2 separate regions of the Homo sapiens genome follow, and region 2 is linked to region 1. Evidence: read pairs that join two places in POLR2A ChIA-PET (ENCODE). Cell type or tissue: A673. All regions are shown on one strand. Links, peaks and the distances in the headings refer to the core of each region. The heading gives the core; the rest is flanking DNA.

Region 1 (6,000 bases), core at 1-5,000:
GTTTTGCTTCAGCTAGAAAATACAATGCAGATGTCATTAAAAGACTTACTTTAAAATGTTTATTTTATTGCCAACTACTACTTCCTGTCCACCTTTTTCTCCATTCACTTTAAAAGCTCAAGGCTAGGTGGCTCATGCCTGTAATCCCAGCACTTTGGGAGGCTGAGGCGGGCAGATCACCTGAGGTCGGGACTTTGAGACCCGCCTGGACAACATGGTGAAACCCCATTTCTAATAAAAATATAAAAATTAGCCAGGTGTGGTGGCGCACGCCTGTGGTCCCAGCTACTCTGGGGGCTGAGGCATGAGAATCGCTTGAACCCGGGAGGTGGAGGTTGCATTGAGCTGAGATCATGCCACCTCACTCCAGCCTGGGCAACAAAGATTCCATCTCAAAAAAAAAAAAAAAAGCCAGGCACAGTGGCTCATGCCTGGAATCCCAGCACTTTTGGAAGCTGAGGCAGGCAGATCACTTGAGGTTAGGATTTCAAGACCAGCCTGGCTAACATAGTAAAGCCCTGTCTCTACTAAAAATACAAAAATTAGCCAGGTATGGTGGCGAGCTTCTGTAGCCCCAGCTACTCAGGAGACTGAGGCAGGAGAATCACTTGAACCCGGGAAGTGGGGGGGTGCAGTGACCCAAGATCACGCCACTGCATTCCAGCCTGGGCAACAGAGCAAGACTCCATCTCAAAAAAAAAAGTTCTATTTCCTTGAATAAAATTTTCCGAAGTTTAAACTTTAGGAATAAAACTATTAAACCCATATTTACTCATCCAGATACCCACCCCCCTTGTTGAGATTCTCTCCCAATTATCAAAATGTGTAGCATATTTAACTACCAAGAGCTAAACATCATTAAGACTGAAATGTATTAAGAAGGATGTATAGGCCAGGCACGGTGTCTCACGCCTGTAATCCCAACACTTTGGGAGGCCAAGTCGGGCGGATCACGAGGTCAGGAGATGGAGACCATCCTGGCCAACATGGTGAAACCCCCTCTCTACTAAAAATACAAAAATTAGCCAGGCAGGTGGCAGGCACCTGTAATCCCAGCTACTCCAGAGGCTGAGGCAGGACAATCACTTGAACCTGGGAGGCAGAGGCTGCAGTGAGCTGAGGTTGTACCAATTGCACTCCAGCCTAGGTAACGAGCAACACTCCATCTCAAAAAAAGAAAAAAAAAAAGATGTATAATTTGGAACTGTTAAGAGGCATTTTAAAGAATGGATATTTTGTCTCTTAAGATTCTTCCACCGGGGAGTTTGGCCAGACCTGGTGGCTCACACCTGTAATCCCAACATCTTGGGATGCTGAGATAGGAGTTTCACTGAAGGCCAGGAGTTCCAGACTAGCTGAGTAACAAAGAGAGACACCCAACACAAAAACTAAAATTAGCCAGGTATGGTAACAGGCACCTATAGTCCCAGCTACTCAGGAGGCTGAGGCAGGTGGACCACTTGAGCCTGCAAGCTCAAAGCTGTAGCAAGCTATGATCCACACCACTGGCACTTACGAGAGGGAGACCCTGTCTCAAAAAAAAAAAAAAAACTCCACTGGGGGGTTTCATACACTAGAAAACCTATTCTTTGTAGTTATTTTGGTATAAATATATCTACTTTAAAATGTGAGGGGGAATGTCAAAATGTTCAAGAGTGTAAGACCAAGTCCACAGACAATGTTATATATGTTACAGTGTACTGTGTCTGAAGAACAATGCCAAAATTCTTTATTAAATTAACTGTTATAACAAAGATCTGACACTTAACTCTTAGCAAAGACATCTCATATTCACTATGAATGTGTTACTGACTTCTCCCTATTAGCCTGAAATGTGTCTACTCACATGATAACCAATAACCATTGCATAATGACAAACTGCCTCATAAGGCCCCTAGTGATTGAAGTGCCAAATTAGAAAATTGCAACATATGATGTGAACTCAACCAGTCAGCTTCAATGCAAAACAAGTAGTACCAGTAAGAGGCATAAATTTCCCCACAAGCGGAATTGTATTGATGGCTCTAGCTTATTCCCTCCCAAAAGATGAACAGCAAACAAATGAAGTGAACATAAACTCAAGATTTTATTGTCTTCATAATAAAAGATGACACTTAGAACTGGATCACTTGGCCCTGTAACAGAACAGAAAAAAGTTGTTTTGTATTTTGCCATGAACTACTGCCCCATTAAGAACATTATCTGTTCCTAAAATACTCACCATGCTGTTAAGCTGCCTCATTCTTCCTTTCCTCCTTGTAGCAAAAGACCTCACATATCTTTAGCTATAGATCTAATATTTTTAGAGGATTACCCCTGAGCTCTATGCCACAATGAATAGATGTTCACCTTTTCAAATAATAAAGCTATGAAAAAGATTGCACCTTCCACCCATAATTATATACCTTTCTCTTCTTATCTCCTCCCAGTTCAAAATGCTTGCATCTTTTAATAGCCAGCATTCTCTTAGATCTGCAGTTGGGCTCAACGCACTCAAGCCTTAGCACAATCTTCTTTGTAGTTTTAGCCTGAAAAAAAATTAAATTAAAGCCTTAATAAATAACTACAGAAGATCACTTTCTTCAAAAATGACTACTTTAAGTACTATTTAAAGCAAAGCATTGCAAATGAATAGTGGGGCAACTATTCTTTTGCAATGCTTTGCTTTAAATAGTACTCAGTATACTCTTAAGCCATAGGGAGAAAATAATCTAAAAATCAGTGAATTTAAGAGAAAATGTGTAGAACTTGTGGACTAAAAAAAATAAAGAGAAGGCTGGGCACAGTGGCTCATGCCTGTAATCCTAGCACTTTGGGAGGCCGAGGCAGGCAGATCATGAGGTCAGGAGTTCAAGACCAGCCTGACCAACATGGTGAAACCCCATCTCTACTAAAAATACAAAAAAATCAGCCGGGCATGGTGGCACGTGTCTATAATCCCAGCTGCTTAGGAGGCTGAGGCAGAAGAATCACTTGAACCCGGGAGGTGGGCGGAAGTTGCAGTGAGCAGAGATCGCACCACTGCACTCCAGCCAGGGAAACAGAGACTCCATCTCAAAAAAAAAAAAAAAATATATATATATATATTATATATATAAATATATATAAAAAACATAAAAATATATATAATATATAATATATAAATATATATATATAAAGAGAAAATGTGGTAATAGCAAAGATGGCATGTCACCCAGTTGTCATCAAGTTTGAATCCAAACCCCATTCAGATCAAACATCCTAGAGCTTCCTATCAAATGGGCAACTCATCTTGCCACCCTGAACTTGTGGCCATTCAGCAGCTCTGCATAGTTCTTTAATCCCAACAGTTTGTGAGGCTGAGGCAGGATCACTTGAGCCCAGGATTTTGAGACCAGCCTGGGCAACATAGTGAGAACCCCATCTCTATAAAAGATCAATAAATTCTAAGACTACCTACAATTATGTCTAGAATTTATGTCCATTCAACTGAATTATTTAACTCAAACTACACTCCCCACTAATCCTCAACTTTTTTTATTGTTCTTTTTTTTTTTTTTTGAGATGGAGTTTTGCTCTTGTTGCCCAGGCTGGAGTGCAATGACGTGATCTCAGCTCCTTCTCCTGGGTTCAAACAATTCTCCTGCTTCAGCCTCCTGAGTAGCTGGGATAACAGGCGCCCACCACCACGCCCAGCTAATTTTTTCTTATTTTTACTAGAGATGGGGGTTTCATCATGTTGGACAGGCTGGTCTTGATCCCCTGACCTCAGGTGATACACCCGCCTTGGCCTCCCAAAGTGCTGGGATTACAGGCGCGAGCCACCACGCACGGCCTTGATTGCTCCTTTTACCTAAACAACAGAACTATTGTTTACAAGTTTTCTATTTACCAAAAAATTGCAAACATGCTACAGAGTTCTTATAAACCTTACCAGTTTCTCATCTTACATTAGTATGACTCATTAACAAACCAACACTGATGCCTTATTAACTCAAGTCCATACTTTTTTTTTATTTCCTTATGTTTTTCTAATGTCCTTTTTCTGTTCTAGGACCCCACGCAGGACACCACCTAACATTTAGTCATCATGTCTCTAGACTCCTTTGGCTGTGGCAATTTCTCAGACTTTTTTGATGACCTTGACAATTTCCGCACTACTGGTCAAGTATTTTGTAAAATGCCCCTCTTGGGATTTGTTATTTTTCTCATTAGATAGGGTTATGGATTTTTAGGTTTAAGTGTCATTTTCATCACACCTTATCAAGGGTATATATCAACATGACTCGTGACTGTTGATGTTAACCTTGATTACCTGGCTGAGGTAGTGCTTGTTAGGTTTCTCCACTGTAAAGTTTTATTGCATTTTTTCTTTGAGGTACAAACAATCCAATTACACTCTAAGTTATTTTAAAATATGTAACTAAGTTATTGACTTTAGTCACGCTGTCGTGCTATCAAATAGTTGGTCTAATTCATTCTTTTTTCTTTTTGTACCCATTAACCATCCCCACCTCCCGCCACCAGAAGTTCTCAGCTTCTGGTAACCATCCTTCTACTCTCTATATGACAAGTCCACTTGTTTTGATTTTTAGATCCCACAAACAAGAACATGTGATGCTTGTCTTTGTGTGCCTATTTCACTTAACATAACGATCTCCAGTTCCACCCATGTTGTTGTAAATGACTGGATCTCATTCTTTTTATGGCTGAATAGTACCACTGTGTATAGGTGCATTTTCTTTTTCCCTTTTTTTTTTTTTTTTTTTTGAGATGGAGTCTTGCTCTGTCGCCCAGGCTGGAGTACAGTGGCGTGATCTCGGCTCACTGCAGCCTCTGCCTCCCAGGTTCCAGCGATTCTCCTGCCTCAGCCTCCCGGGTGGCTGAGATTACAGGCCCACACCACAAGCCCGGCTAATTTTTGTATTTTTACTAGAGACGGGGTTTCACTATCTTGGCCAGGCTGGTCTCGAACTCCTGACCTCAGGTGATCCACCCGCCTCGGCTTTCCAAAGTGCTAGGCACAAGCCACCGTGCCTGGCCGCGTATAGGTACATTTTCTTTATCCATTCATCCCGATGGACACTAAGGTTGCTTCTAAATCTTAGCTATTATAAACAGTGCTACAACAAACATAGGAGTGCAGATATCTCTTTGATATACCGATTTTCTTCTGGGTATATACCCAGCAGTGGGATTGTTGGATCATATGGTAGCTCAACTTTTAAATACTCAATTTCCTAATAAGCTTGCCCCTTTAGCCAGAGTTCTGCTGCTGCTAGTTTGCAGTTCTTAATAGGCCAAAACCTAGTTAGAACCTCTGTCTTCTAAACAAGTTATCCGAATGTGAAAAGGTATAAAAAAAGCATTCTTTTTGCCACCCTGAGATCAAACCACTTACTGCATCCAAATGAGCACTAAAGTCATTCCTTAATACTTTCTGGAGCTAAACTGCACAAGAAGCAAAGTGCCAAAAGAAATGCTGTGTTGGAGAGAATGCTCCGTTCCAATCATCGTGCTAATTACTTTAAGAGTTAGCCAAATCACCTAAGGTTTGAGAGTAAACAGAAACTCGCTCAGCCTGAGAATACAGAATTCAGGAGGCTAGCAGAAAGGCCTAAATGGCTATTCTATAAGAGTTTTAAGACTTCACGAGAACAGGTAGTTGACTGCAGATTTCTGTGATGAGAAACAACAGAACAATTCTTAGTGCAACCAACAAGCGAGGATTCAGACATATTGACAGATAAGGAACAAGGCAAATGAAAGGATTTACCAGTGTACTCACACTTCAGTTCTTAGGAAAGCAGGGCACATTCCTCAATTTTTTGCCTCTTCAGAAGGGAAAGGATAAAAAATCGTAAACACTGAAATAGTGCAGTATTGTGGACTAGTCAGACATGAGTTGCATTCCCAGCTCCATCACCTACTAGATATATCAGTGCAGTGAAAACTTCGCTAAACTAACGCTATACCTATATCATGAAGTGTGTGGACTAGAGACAAGTGCATATCCTTACG
Region 2 (11,731 bases), core at 3,501-8,500, 120 kb after region 1:
GAGGGCTTTACCATAGAGCTGCAGATTGAAAAGATTAAATGTCTCAAGTAATTTGTTTAATTAGGAAAAAAGTAAGTTTACTGTACAAAATTCTAGACCCTGGCTAAAGATTCCTTTATAAATAGCACTACTTAAAGTAGAAATTTGGTTGGATCAGAATTTAAAGAGGCCTAACATTTGAATTCGTTGGTACGTAGGAGGGCACTCCTGCAACACACAGGGTGTTAAATGACAGTATTGGTATCCCCCTCTAATCCCCAACTTTGCTTCAGTACATTGAATCTCCAGACGTGGAAAATGAAGTAAAGAGACTGCTGCGTTCGGATGCTGAAGCCGTAAGTACCCGTATCCTTTATACAAATATTTTCTGCATAGTCTGTTCTGCCCCATTTGTACATGCTGACGAAGCCTCACCTCTGGTGTTTGTGTGCCAGTCTTGATGTGTGGAACTTAAGATTCTTTGAAATGTTCTAGCTAGGAACAGTAAATTCATGTAATAGAAAATTATTTATTGTGTAATTCAATATGAGGCACTTCTCCAAACTAGGAATTCCAATACAAATGGCCTAAAGTTGGACTAAATTAAATAGCACTGTTAGCCAAAGAGCCCCTTCCCTTTCAGCTGTGCCTTTTTGTTTCCTTCTGTGTTTTCCTTGACTACCCACTCCTTTCAGGTTGGGAAGTCATTGCTGAAGATGGAACCAAGGAAATAGAAAGTCAAGGCTCCATCCCAGGATTTTTGATATCCTCGGGAATGAGCAGCCACAAGCAGGGTCATACCTCGTCAGGTACTTTAGTAAAGGCAAAGCAGGAGTTTCAGATAGGGCAGGTATTGACTGGGTATCAGATCATTTTCCATAAATTCATAGGCCAATCCAAAAAAAAAAAAACCCAGAAAAAAAGGATGGTTTCGTCCTTCCCTCTTTTTTTTTTTTTTTTTTTGAGATGGAGTCTTGCTCTGTCGCCCAGGCTGGAGTGCAGTGGCGTGATCTCGGCTCACTACAACCTCTGCCTCATGAGTTCAAGTGATTCTCCTGCCTCGGCCTCCCAGGTAGCTGGGATTACAGGTGTTCACCACCATGCCCAGCTAATTTTTTACTAGCGTCGGGGTTTCACCATGTTGGCCAGGCTGGTCTTGAATTCCAGACCTCAAGTGATCTGCCTGCCTCGGCCTCCCAAAGTGCTTGAATTACAGGCATGAGCCACTGTGCCTGGCCTTTTTTTTTTTTTTTTTTTTTTTTTGAGACAGAGTCTCGCTCTGTCGCCCAAACTGGAGTGTAGTGGTGCGATCTCGGCTCACTGCAACCTCTGCCTCCCAGGTTCAAGTAGTTCTTGTGCCTCAGCCTCCCAAGTAGCTGGGATTACAGGCATGTACCACCACACCAAGCTAATTTTTCTTTTTTCTTTTCTTTTTTTTTTTTTTGTAAGTAGAGATGGGGTTTTGCCATGTTGGCCAGGCTGGTCTCCAACTCCTGGCTTCAAGTGTTCTGCCCGCGTTGGCCTCCCAAAGTGCTGGGATTACAGGCATGAGCCACCACACCCAGCCCTTCTTCCCTCTTATTGGTCTCTTGGCAGTTTAGGGGTTTTAGATTAGTGTTCTAATCTCCCATCCACCCCTGGTATTTTAACTTCCTATGACCCTTAGAGTCTCTAAATATCTTGATCATTCACTACATGAATGAATGTTACAGTGTTTTGCATTTGCTGTCCTTGTTTTATAAAGGGAATAATCTTCCTGCATGAAAAAATGATTTATAAAATTCACTGGTTGCCTGGGGAATGTGAAAGGAGTATAATTATATCTGGAGTATGAGTCATTTGCAGAGTTTTAGATAGTTCACCTTCTTCTTGCTTAAAACTAGTAGAATATGATATGCTTCGGGAGATGTTCAGTGATTCTAGAAGTAACAATGATGATGATGAGGATGAGGATGATGAAGATGAGGATGAGGATGAGGATGAGGATGAAGATGAAGACAAAGAAGAGGAGGAGGAAGATTGTTCTGAAGAGTATCTGGAAAGGCAGCTGCAGGCCGAGTTTATTGAATCTGGCCAGTATAGGGCAAATGAAGGTACCAGTTCAATAGGTAAGTCAGAAAAAACAAAGGGATGGGACCAGGGTGGGTGGCAGTGCTAACAGTTGACTCTAAGCATACATTAGACTCAAAGCTAAGCTCAAGAAGTTATCGCTTCGATGTGTAGTAGAGTTTTACTTGATTTGGATCTTGGTCCATTCATTTAGGCTATATTTAATATATAAAGTTCTATGTTTCTCTATTAGTCATGGAAATTCAGAAGCAGATTGAGAAAAAGGAGAAAAAGCTCCATAAGATTCAGAATAAAGCACAAAGACAGAAGGATCTCATCATGAAAGTGGAAAACCTGACACTCAAGGTAAATTCTTGGCTGGCATAAAGAAATCCTGATATCTTACTTTCAGTATCTTGCCTTTGTGTTTCCACTTATGTTATCTCTGTGCAGGGTTCTTGTTCATTCATGAACCTAAACAGCCTCTTAGAAACTCCTAATAAAAGATAACCCTGTTTCCTTTTACCTGAGTAATTTTGATCATCTAATATAAGCATTTTGGGGAAGGGACTAGGTGATATGAGATAAAAATTGCCAATATTGAGCATTTGCTATGTAAAAGGCACATAAAGGGCTAAGAATTGTGTACACATATTATCACATTTTATCCTCACATCCTTGAAACGTAAATACTGTCACCACTCCCATTTTATAGATAAAGAATGGAAACTCAAAGAGGTTAAGTAACTTGCCAGGGATCACAGTAAATGATCCCTGAGTAAGGGATCTTTTAGTAGAGATGAAACCTCATCTCTACTAAAAATACAAAAATTAGCCAGGCCTGGTGGCATGCTCCTGTAATCCCAGCTACCCAGGAGGCTGAGACATGAGAATCACTTGAGCCTGGGAGGCGGAGGTTGCATGAGCCAAGATTGCGCCACTGCACTCCAGCCTGGGTGACAGAGGAAGATTCCGCCTCAAAAACAAAAACAAAAACAATTATTTGCCAAACTCCTTGCCTCCCTTGGTTTTTTTTTTTTTCTTTGAGACTCAGTGTTCATCATTTATACAATTTATTTTTCAGAATCATTTTCAGTCTGTGCTGGAGCAGCTTGAGTTACAGGAAAAACAAAAAAATGAGAAGGTAAGAAGTATGTTTTCAAATTAACCAGAAAACATTTGATACAGAGAATCCCCCACTTCAATTCCAATATCATTGCTGGCTGTTCCTCTCATAGGAATAGTGGTAGCCAAATCTTCTAAATGAAGGTAGCAGGGTGGAACAAGGTCTTTGTGAAAATTCACTCATTCAACAGATATTGAATGCCTATGAAGTGAAAAGCACTGGATGTACGGTGTTGAATAAGACAAATGCAATACAGTAAATCCTCAGTGTCATTGATAGGTTCTTGGAAACTGTAACTTTAAGCAAAATAATGTATATATAATGAAACCAATTTTACTATAGGCTAATTGATATAAAGAAGAATTAAGTTCCTATAGCATATTTCTGGTCACAAAAACATCACCAAACTTCTAAATAAAAACCAAAACGCTTCTAATAATTAAACGTTGAAATAAATGTGAGCTATACATACATTTGAGAAAGACTGATAAAAACAAGTAAGACAATTATGTACCCAGTGATTCCAGTTCAGGGTCTCAGATGGCCAGAGCCTATCCCAGCAGCTCAGGGCACAAGGTAGGAACCAGCCTTGGATAGGATGGCATCCCATTGCAGGGCACACTCACACCCACACTCACACCCACACTCACTCAGACTGGGACAATTCAGACAAACCAATTCACCTAATGTGTACAGGGAAGTGATTTTATTTTTCTCATCAACATTATAATGAGGCCAGGAGTGGTGGCTCATGCATGTAACCCCAGTATTTTGGGAGGCCGACGCGAGAGGATTGCTTTAGCTCAGGAGTTTGAGACCAATCTGAGCAACATGGTGAAACGCTGACTGTACAAAAAATTAGCCGGTTGTGGTGGCATAAGCCTGTAGTCTCAGCTACTCAGGACGCTAAGGTGGGAGGATTGCTTGAGCCCAGGAGGTTGAGGCTGCAGTGAGCCATGATCACACCACTGCACTCCAGCTTGGGCAACAAAGTGAGCCCCTGTCTCAAAAAAAAAAAAAATTATAATGAAATGACATTGAACTAACAATGTTATTTGGAGACCTTTTGCATGTCATTTTGCTTAAAGTTGCAGTTTCTAAGAACCTATTGATGACATTAAGTGAGGACTTACTGTAACAAAACGACATTGGACAAAACGATGTTATTCAAGGACCTGCTGTACTTATCCTCGTGGAGCTGTCTAGCAGGGGAGATTGACAATAAACAAATTATACAAATATAAAGTTACAAATTGTGAAGAAGTGCTATGAAGGAAAAAAGTCAGTGGTGCTATTAGAATAAAGGGTCTTGAATTAATTGGGGGATCATGATAGACCTCTCCTAGGAGGTGCTATTGAAGCTGAGACCGGAAGGATTAAGTCCAGGCAAAGAGTGGGATGAGGAGCCTCTTAGGTGGAGCGTATGCAAGGTCTCATGCTCAGAAAGAACTTGGCTTCTTTGAGGACCTTTGGAGTATTTAAAGCCAGGAAGAGAATGGCTTAAGATAAGGTTGGAGAAGTAGGCAGAGACCATAGTGTATGGTTCCTTGAAGGCCATGATAAGGAGGATGGGTTTGGCCTTAAGTGTAATGTGAAGTCCTTGAAGAATTGTAGATAGGAAAATCACATCTAATTTAAACTTTTTTTTTTTTAAATGGAGTCTTGCTCTGTCGCCCAGGCTGGAGTGCAGTGGCACAATCTAGGCTCACTGCAACATCCGCCTCTCGGGTTCAAGAGATTGTCCTCCCTCAGCCTCCCAAGTAACTGGGACTACAGGCACGTGCCACCATGCCCGGCTAATTTTTTGTATTTTTAGTAGAGACAGGGTTTCACCGTGTTAGCGAGGATGGTCTTGATCTCCTGACCTCGTGATCCACCTGCCTTGGCCTCCCAAAGTGCTGGGATTACAGGCGTGAGCCACCACGTCTGGCCTAATTTAAACTTTTAAAAGGTTACTCTGATTATTATCTGGAGAATGGGTTGGAAGAAGGTGAGAGTAGAAGCAAAGAGGCTGGTTGGGGGGCTTTGTGGTACTCTAATAACAGAGGATGGTAACTTGGACTAAGTTAGTAGCAATGGAGATTGAAAGAATATAGATTTTTAAACTGCAATAAAAATGTTTTTATAACAGATGTAATTCATAAACCATACAATATCACCCATTTAGGCTGGGTGCGGTGGTGCGTGCCTGTAATCCTAGCGCTTTGGGAGGCCAAAGTGGGCAGATGGCTTCAGCCCAGGAGTTCGAGACCAGCCTGGGCAACATGGTGAAACCCCGTCTCTCCAAAAATTAGCCAGGCATGGTGGTGTATGCCTGTAGTCCCAGCTGCTCGGGAGGCTGAGGTGGGAGGATTGCTTGAGCCTGGGAGGCAGAGGTTGCAGTGAGCAGAGATCCCACCACTGCACTCCAGCCTGGGTGACAGAGTGAGACTGCCTCAAACCCCGTCCTCCCCACCCCCGACAAGTCACCCATTTAAACTATACAATTCAGTGGCTTTTAGCATATTCAGAGTTGTACAACCACCACTGCAGTCAATTTTAGAATAGTTTCATCACTCCAAAAAGAAACCCTGTATCCATTAGTAGTCACTCCCCACTTCTCCAGAACCTCTCCCCTGCCCAGCACTAGGCAACCACTCATCTAGTTTCTACTAATCTACTGCCTATTCTAGTTATTTCATACAAGTGAAATCATATAATACATGGTGTTTTGAGTCGGGCTCCTCTCATTTAGCATATTTTCAGGGTTCATCCATGTTATGGCATGTATCAGTACTTTTTTCCATTTAAAACTGACTAATACTCCATTGGATCAATATACCACATTTTGTTTATTCATTCATCTGCTGATGGACATTTGGGTTGCTTTCACTTTTGGCTATTATGAATAATGCTGCAATGAATATTGATATATTAGAGAATATACTTTAAAGGTAGAATTGACAGGAGTTGGGTCAATTACTGGGTGTTGAAGGAGAAGGAATCATTAAGGATGTATGTATTTCTAACTTGAACGACAACTGTATTTTTCAAAGCCACAAGAGAGTGTACAGGGCGAAGAGAGAAGAAGGCAATATAGGCTAAATGAGGGTCAAGCAGCTGTATAGAAAATGTGTGCTGACTCTAACCTTATACTGTTGAGGGTTACAATTTTAAAGAGACTGGAGTTGGTATTATGAGGATGGGCTTAGCATGGTGCTCTTGAAGTACAGGCACTACTCCCCACCCCCATCCCCACAAGGCTAGCGGAATTTTTATGTTCTATATATTCCCTTCCTCTCAGCAAATCACTTATCCAAGTACTGCTTAATACTGCTTTAAAACAATCAGATGAACAGTTAATGCCAGGATTGTTTTAGTACCCACCAAACATCTTTGTTTTCATCAATGTAAGTACAGTTGTATGCTGCATAACAACATTTTGGCCAATGACAGACTGCATATATGATGGTAGTCCCATAAGATTATAATGGAGCTAAGAAATTCCTGTCACCTGGTGACACTGTGGCCATCATAACATAGCAGCAGAATTACTTAATTTTTAAATTATTTTACTATAGCCTAAGTATATAGTGTTTATATAGTCTTCAGTAGTGCATAGTAATGTCCTAGGCCTTCACATTCACTCACCACTCACTCACTGACTCACCCACAGCAACTTCTAGTCCTGCAAGCTCTATTCATAGTAAGTGCCCTATATAAGTGTACCATTTTTAATTTTTTATATTGTATTTTTAGTTTACCTTTTCTATGTTTAGATACACAAATACTTAACATTGTGCTACAATTGCCTACAGTATTCAGTACAGTAATATGCTGTACAGGTTTGTAACCTAGGAACGATAGACTATACTATGTAGCCTAGGTGTGTAGTAAGCTATACTATCTAGGTTGGTGTAAGTATGTTCTATCATGTTCGCGTCATGACAAAATTGCCTAAGGATGCATTTCTTAGAACATATCCCCATTGTTAAGTAACACATGACTATATTTAGTATTGAGGAGCAGCATAGAAATGTAGCTGTAAACTTTATTTACTCAGAGTCCCTTATGTTAGTTCATTTATCCAAATTAGATTTAGTAGGTGTCTACTTTAAGCTAGGCTCTACAGGGAGCTATGATATGCTTATGATGTAGTCTCTGTCTTCATTTGGGGAGAAATTGGCAAGAGGGGTAGGGACTTAAAGGAATGACAGATTGTCCATGGATATTAAAGAAGACTTCATGGAGAAGATGGTGTTTGACTGGGGCCTTAAAATATAGGTAGGGTTTTAATAAGGAGATAGGGAAAGGAGTGCATTCCATGAGAAAGCAGCATGCACACTGGCTCAGAGGTGGTGATGCCAGGGTGAACAGTTTAGATTTTTGGTGTAGGTCATAATGAACCTTCAAAGCCTTTTTACCTGGGGAATAACTCAGGAAGATTTTTCTGCCAGAAGTATATAGGAGAAATTGGAGTGGGGACAGCCTGGAGCTTCAAAGGTGCAAGTGGTAGAAGCAAACAGAGCTTAACAATTGATTGGATTTACAGGGCAAAAAGGGGAACAAAGATGAGTCCAAAGCCTGGGAAACTGGGAAATGATGTGCCATTAACTGAAAATAGGATAACAAAAAGTGGATTTGGAGGGGTATGTGGAGAAGTGCTTTTGAAAATGGGAAATTGGAGAGAGGCCCATACACAGAAATGATCATTGAAGCTGTGGGGCTAGTTGAGTTAGCCTGGTTGATTGTTCAGCAAGAAGTCTGAACCTAAGGAAAAACCTATCTATAGGGGGTGGTGGGAAGAGAAAGAGCCTGCAAAGGAGAAAGAACTGGATCAGTCAGTGGTTGTAATCATGGTCAATCAGGGGTCACTCAGCAACTGAGTGAGAAGAGCCTCTAAGTTACTGCGGACAGCAATTATTGTGGCTTGGTAGGTGATGTGCAGCATAGGATTGTTTTATAATGTTCCTTTCATTTCACAGACTAAAAATTCATTCTGGTATGGAGTGTCCTGAAATGAATAATATTCAAAAACAACCTTTGTTGTAAAGATGGCATACATCTCTGAATGTTATTGGTCACTTTACCATTTCAAGTTAAAAAAAAGTAAATCCTATACCACAAAATGTTCAGGGCTTCTAACTTAGAAAGCATTAAGTAGAACATCATCAGGCTCCTGATTGGTCAGGGCTCTGGCTCAGTTTCTAAGTATCTCCTAATGTGGTAAGAAGCAGCTGGTAAGACTCAGTCTAAGACCCATTGTGTTCATTGGGACAAGAGAGTGTCCCAACTGTTTTATCATCTGACTCTTAGAATATGGCTACAGAGATCCCATCTCCTTTGCCCCTACAGTGAGCTGTGACCTCTGTATATTCTTCACAGAAGCACAAATTCTTAACAGCAAAAATATTGTTTTTTTTTAAAGCCTATTCAATTTTAAAGCTTGATATGGTTTGTCTGTGTCCCCACCCAAATCTCATCTTTAATTCCCACGTGTTGTGGGAGGCACCTGGTGGGAGGTAATTGAATCATGGGGGCAGGTCTTTCCCATGCTGTTCTCGTGATAGTGAATAAGTCTCACGAGATCTGATGGTTTTAAAAAGGGGAGTTTCCCTGCATAAGTTCTCCTCTCTTTGCCTGCTGCCATCCATGTAAGATATGACTTGCTCCTCCTTGCCTTCCACCATGATTGTGAGGCCTCCAGCTATGTGGAACTGTAAGTCCATTAAACCTCTTTTTCTTCCCAAACTCAGGTATATCTTTATCAGCAGTGTGAAAACTGACTAATACAAAGCTTCTCTTCATAAATTGGGCATAATAAAGGACATCATCATGGCCACAGCAGTATGCATGCATTCTTGACTGTGGCCAGTATTCTCTGGAACATTGCAAGACTAAGATAACCTTATAAATGCCAAATAACAGTAGTTCTTTTTGGTTCATTTAAGTAAATTCTAGATCAAGTAATGGGACCTCAAATTTCAAATGAATTTTTCATGTCTTTCTACCTCTCCCTACAGCTCATTTCCCTACAGGAACAGTTGCAGCGTTTTCTGAAGAAGTGAGGAGAGCCATTGGCGTGGCCCACAAACCTTGGATTCACCATCCAGACTGCAGATTGGATGAAACTGTGCACGTTTTTGTCCCTTCAGTTGCCTTATGTTGAATCAGTTATATTTATCTGTACCTTCTTTGCTACTTAAAATATGCTCACAGTTTGTAGTCATGTAGAAAAGGCCAGTATAAAAATGTAGTAGACTTAAAGACCCCACTCGACCATGAGACTTTCTCTTTGTCAATTTGGGAATTATTATTATTAATTTAGAAATGGGGTCTTGTTATGTTGCCCAGGCTGAATTCAGACTCCTGGGCTTAAGGGATCCTTCCGCCTCAGCCTCCTGAGTAGCTGGGACTACAGTTGTGCACCACCACACCAAACAAGAATTGATTATATTGCTTCTGTGCTATGGTACCAGCAGATTATTCAGCCATGCTTCTAAAGGCAGTCTAGCCTAGAGGCCGTACAGCTGTTTGGTTTGCATATGTTTTAGCTTTTCTTTTGGTTTTTAGTATTTCCTAAAACATAGGGGAAAAAACGAGGTCATTTCTACTAAGCACTAGGACCTGCCATAGTGAGTTTAAGTGCCTACCTTGCAGCAGTTAATACTAGATTGTGTTCTGTCTCTGTTCAGGTAACAGGACTGCATTCCTGCTCAAGGATGATTCCTTGCTGCTGCTTATGTTCTGTTGTTTTTAGGATGGAGCTGGTTGTTATTCACCAACTAAGGGAACAGTTAGAGCAGAGATGAAGAAATTATGAACTGTTATCCTTATTCTGAGCCTTCTCCTCCTAACCCTCATCAGTTAAGGTTAGGAAGAACAAGATGCCATAATGCCTATGAAGACTTCTTTAACAATCTTGTTTGGGTTTTTTTCTAGGTATATTATTAGTGTTTTATGGTCTATGTTCTTTAAGCAATAAATAAATTGTTCATTTTAAATGGATTGTTGTCAATTTATTAAACCATCCCCCATGATGAGTGTACTCATATCCAAACAGAAACAAGAAGAAAAGCAATAAGCTCTATATCTTAGTTCATTTGGGCTGCTGTAACAAAAATACCATAGACTGGGTAAATATAAACAACAGAAATTTATTGCTTATAGCTCTGGAGGCTTGGAAGTCTAAGATCAAGGTGCCAGCAGCTTTGGCATCTGGTGAGGGGTTTGTCTGCTTCCTAGCGTCTTCGGGGTGCATCCTCACATGACCGCAGGGCAAACAAACTCCCTCGGGCCTCTTTTAAAAGGGCGCTAATTCCATTCATAAGGGTGGAGCCCTCATTACCTAATCACCTCCCAAAAGCCCTACCTCTTAATACTAACACATTACTGATTATATCTTAACATATGAATTTTGGGGGACACATTCGGACCATAGCACTCTGATTAGAAAATGGCAGAAGATGCTATCAGCCTTGGGGCATCCTTCCAGAGTTCTTAGGGTAACTCCTAATAAACTAAGCAAATAAAATCCCAATGCTGTATTGTTAAGGTGAGAAGATTTGCTCCAAATCCCAATGCTATATGGTTAATATGAGATGGAGCGGGTGGTGGGGGGTGGTTAGAGAAGTGATACAAATGGCGGCTCCAATATTTGGGTTGAATTACCATGCTGTAGTGGAACTCACACAAGGATGGAACTTGCCTTGGGCAAGCCCCTATGGTTCTTTTTTTGTTTTGAGATGGAGTCTTGCTCTGTCGCCCAGGCTGGAGTGCAGTGGTGCGATTTTGGCTCACTGTAACCTCCGCCTCCCGGGTTCAGGTGATTCTCCTGCCTCAGCCTCCCAAGTAGCAAGGATTACAGGCAGCTGCCACCATGCCTGGCTAATTTTTGTATTTTTAGGAGAGACGGGGTTTCACTATGTTGGCCAGGCTGGTCTCGAACTCCTGACCTCAGGTGATCCACCTGCCTTGGCCTCCCAAAGTGCCGGGATTACAGGCGTGAGCCATCATGCCTGCCCACCCCTACGCTTCTTAGAGCCTCTATTTTCTCATTGTAAATCATGGGTGATAATGCTTACCACCAAGAGGCATCTGGGGGTTTTCTGGAAGTAGCCCAGCTAGCCCCGGGTCTGATCCCAATTGACAAAGTCAGTGCTGCTTTAAGAAATATAATCCTCAGTTCTCCGTGCCACTTTTAGTGCTCCTACTCCAAGTCAAAGTTAAGCCATGGGCAAAGGAGAGGTCATGTATGAGCAGGGCCTGTGAAGTTGGGATGGAGACGGCAGGAATGCTGAGGGAAATGCAAGGGAAAAAGTAGGACTAAGGGAGATAGGCATGTTAAAGGCAAACAAAATGGAGCCCAGATTAGGAGAGAAGTTCGAGGATTGCTTGAAAACCAAGATGATATTTTAAAAAGATTGTTTTTTTCAGAAACCCGTAACTTAAAAGATGAGAATAAGGAGAAAGAATGAGGGAAAGAAGTTGAGTGTCAGAGGTAGAAGGTGGGGAAAGAAGCAGAGTTTGAAAAGAAGATAGGCCTTTCCAGATAAAGGCAGGCAGGGGACTGATAGAAAGTACCCTGGGGTCATGCTG

Evidence for each region. ChIA-PET counts read pairs that join two places held together with the same protein. Peaks named below come from ENCODE experiments on the same cell type or tissue, not always from the same donor. Only the 100,000 strongest peaks of a DNase experiment are listed, where the experiment ranks them.
Region 2: POLR2A ChIA-PET joins it to region 1 with 5 read pairs; 2 of 35 experiments call an interaction of 5 or more read pairs at or near these places.

The regions. Positions count from the first base shown.
Region 1 is chrX:101,391,863-101,397,862 of GRCh38, reverse strand. All of the region lies in intron 3 of RPL36A-HNRNPH2 (RPL36A-HNRNPH2 readthrough), which reads right to left. It overlaps RPL36A (ribosomal protein L36a), which reads right to left. Exons shown (of 5, transcript NM_021029.6): 4 at 2,406-2,528; 5 at 1,708-2,135. The coding sequence ends at 2,115. It overlaps GLA (galactosidase alpha), which reads left to right. Exons shown (of 7, transcript NM_000169.3): 7 at 1-60. The coding sequence ends at 54. Among named protein-coding and RNA genes, the nearest start is that of RPL36A-HNRNPH2, 3.9 kb to the right of the region's middle. In A673, for the core only: no CTCF peak of the experiment used is centred there; no DNase peak of the experiment used is centred there; H3K4me3 peaks cover 642 bases; H3K27ac peaks cover 486 bases.
Region 2 is chrX:101,266,663-101,278,393 of GRCh38, reverse strand. It overlaps TAF7L (TATA-box binding protein associated factor 7 like), which reads left to right. Exons shown (of 13, transcript NM_001168474.2): 8 at 273-345; 9 at 675-788; 10 at 1,866-2,087; 11 at 2,282-2,394; 12 at 3,113-3,172; 13 at 9,157-10,137. The coding sequence ends at 9,201. Among named protein-coding and RNA genes, the nearest start is that of TAF7L, 19 kb to the left of the region's middle. In A673, for the core only: no CTCF peak of the experiment used is centred there; no DNase peak of the experiment used is centred there.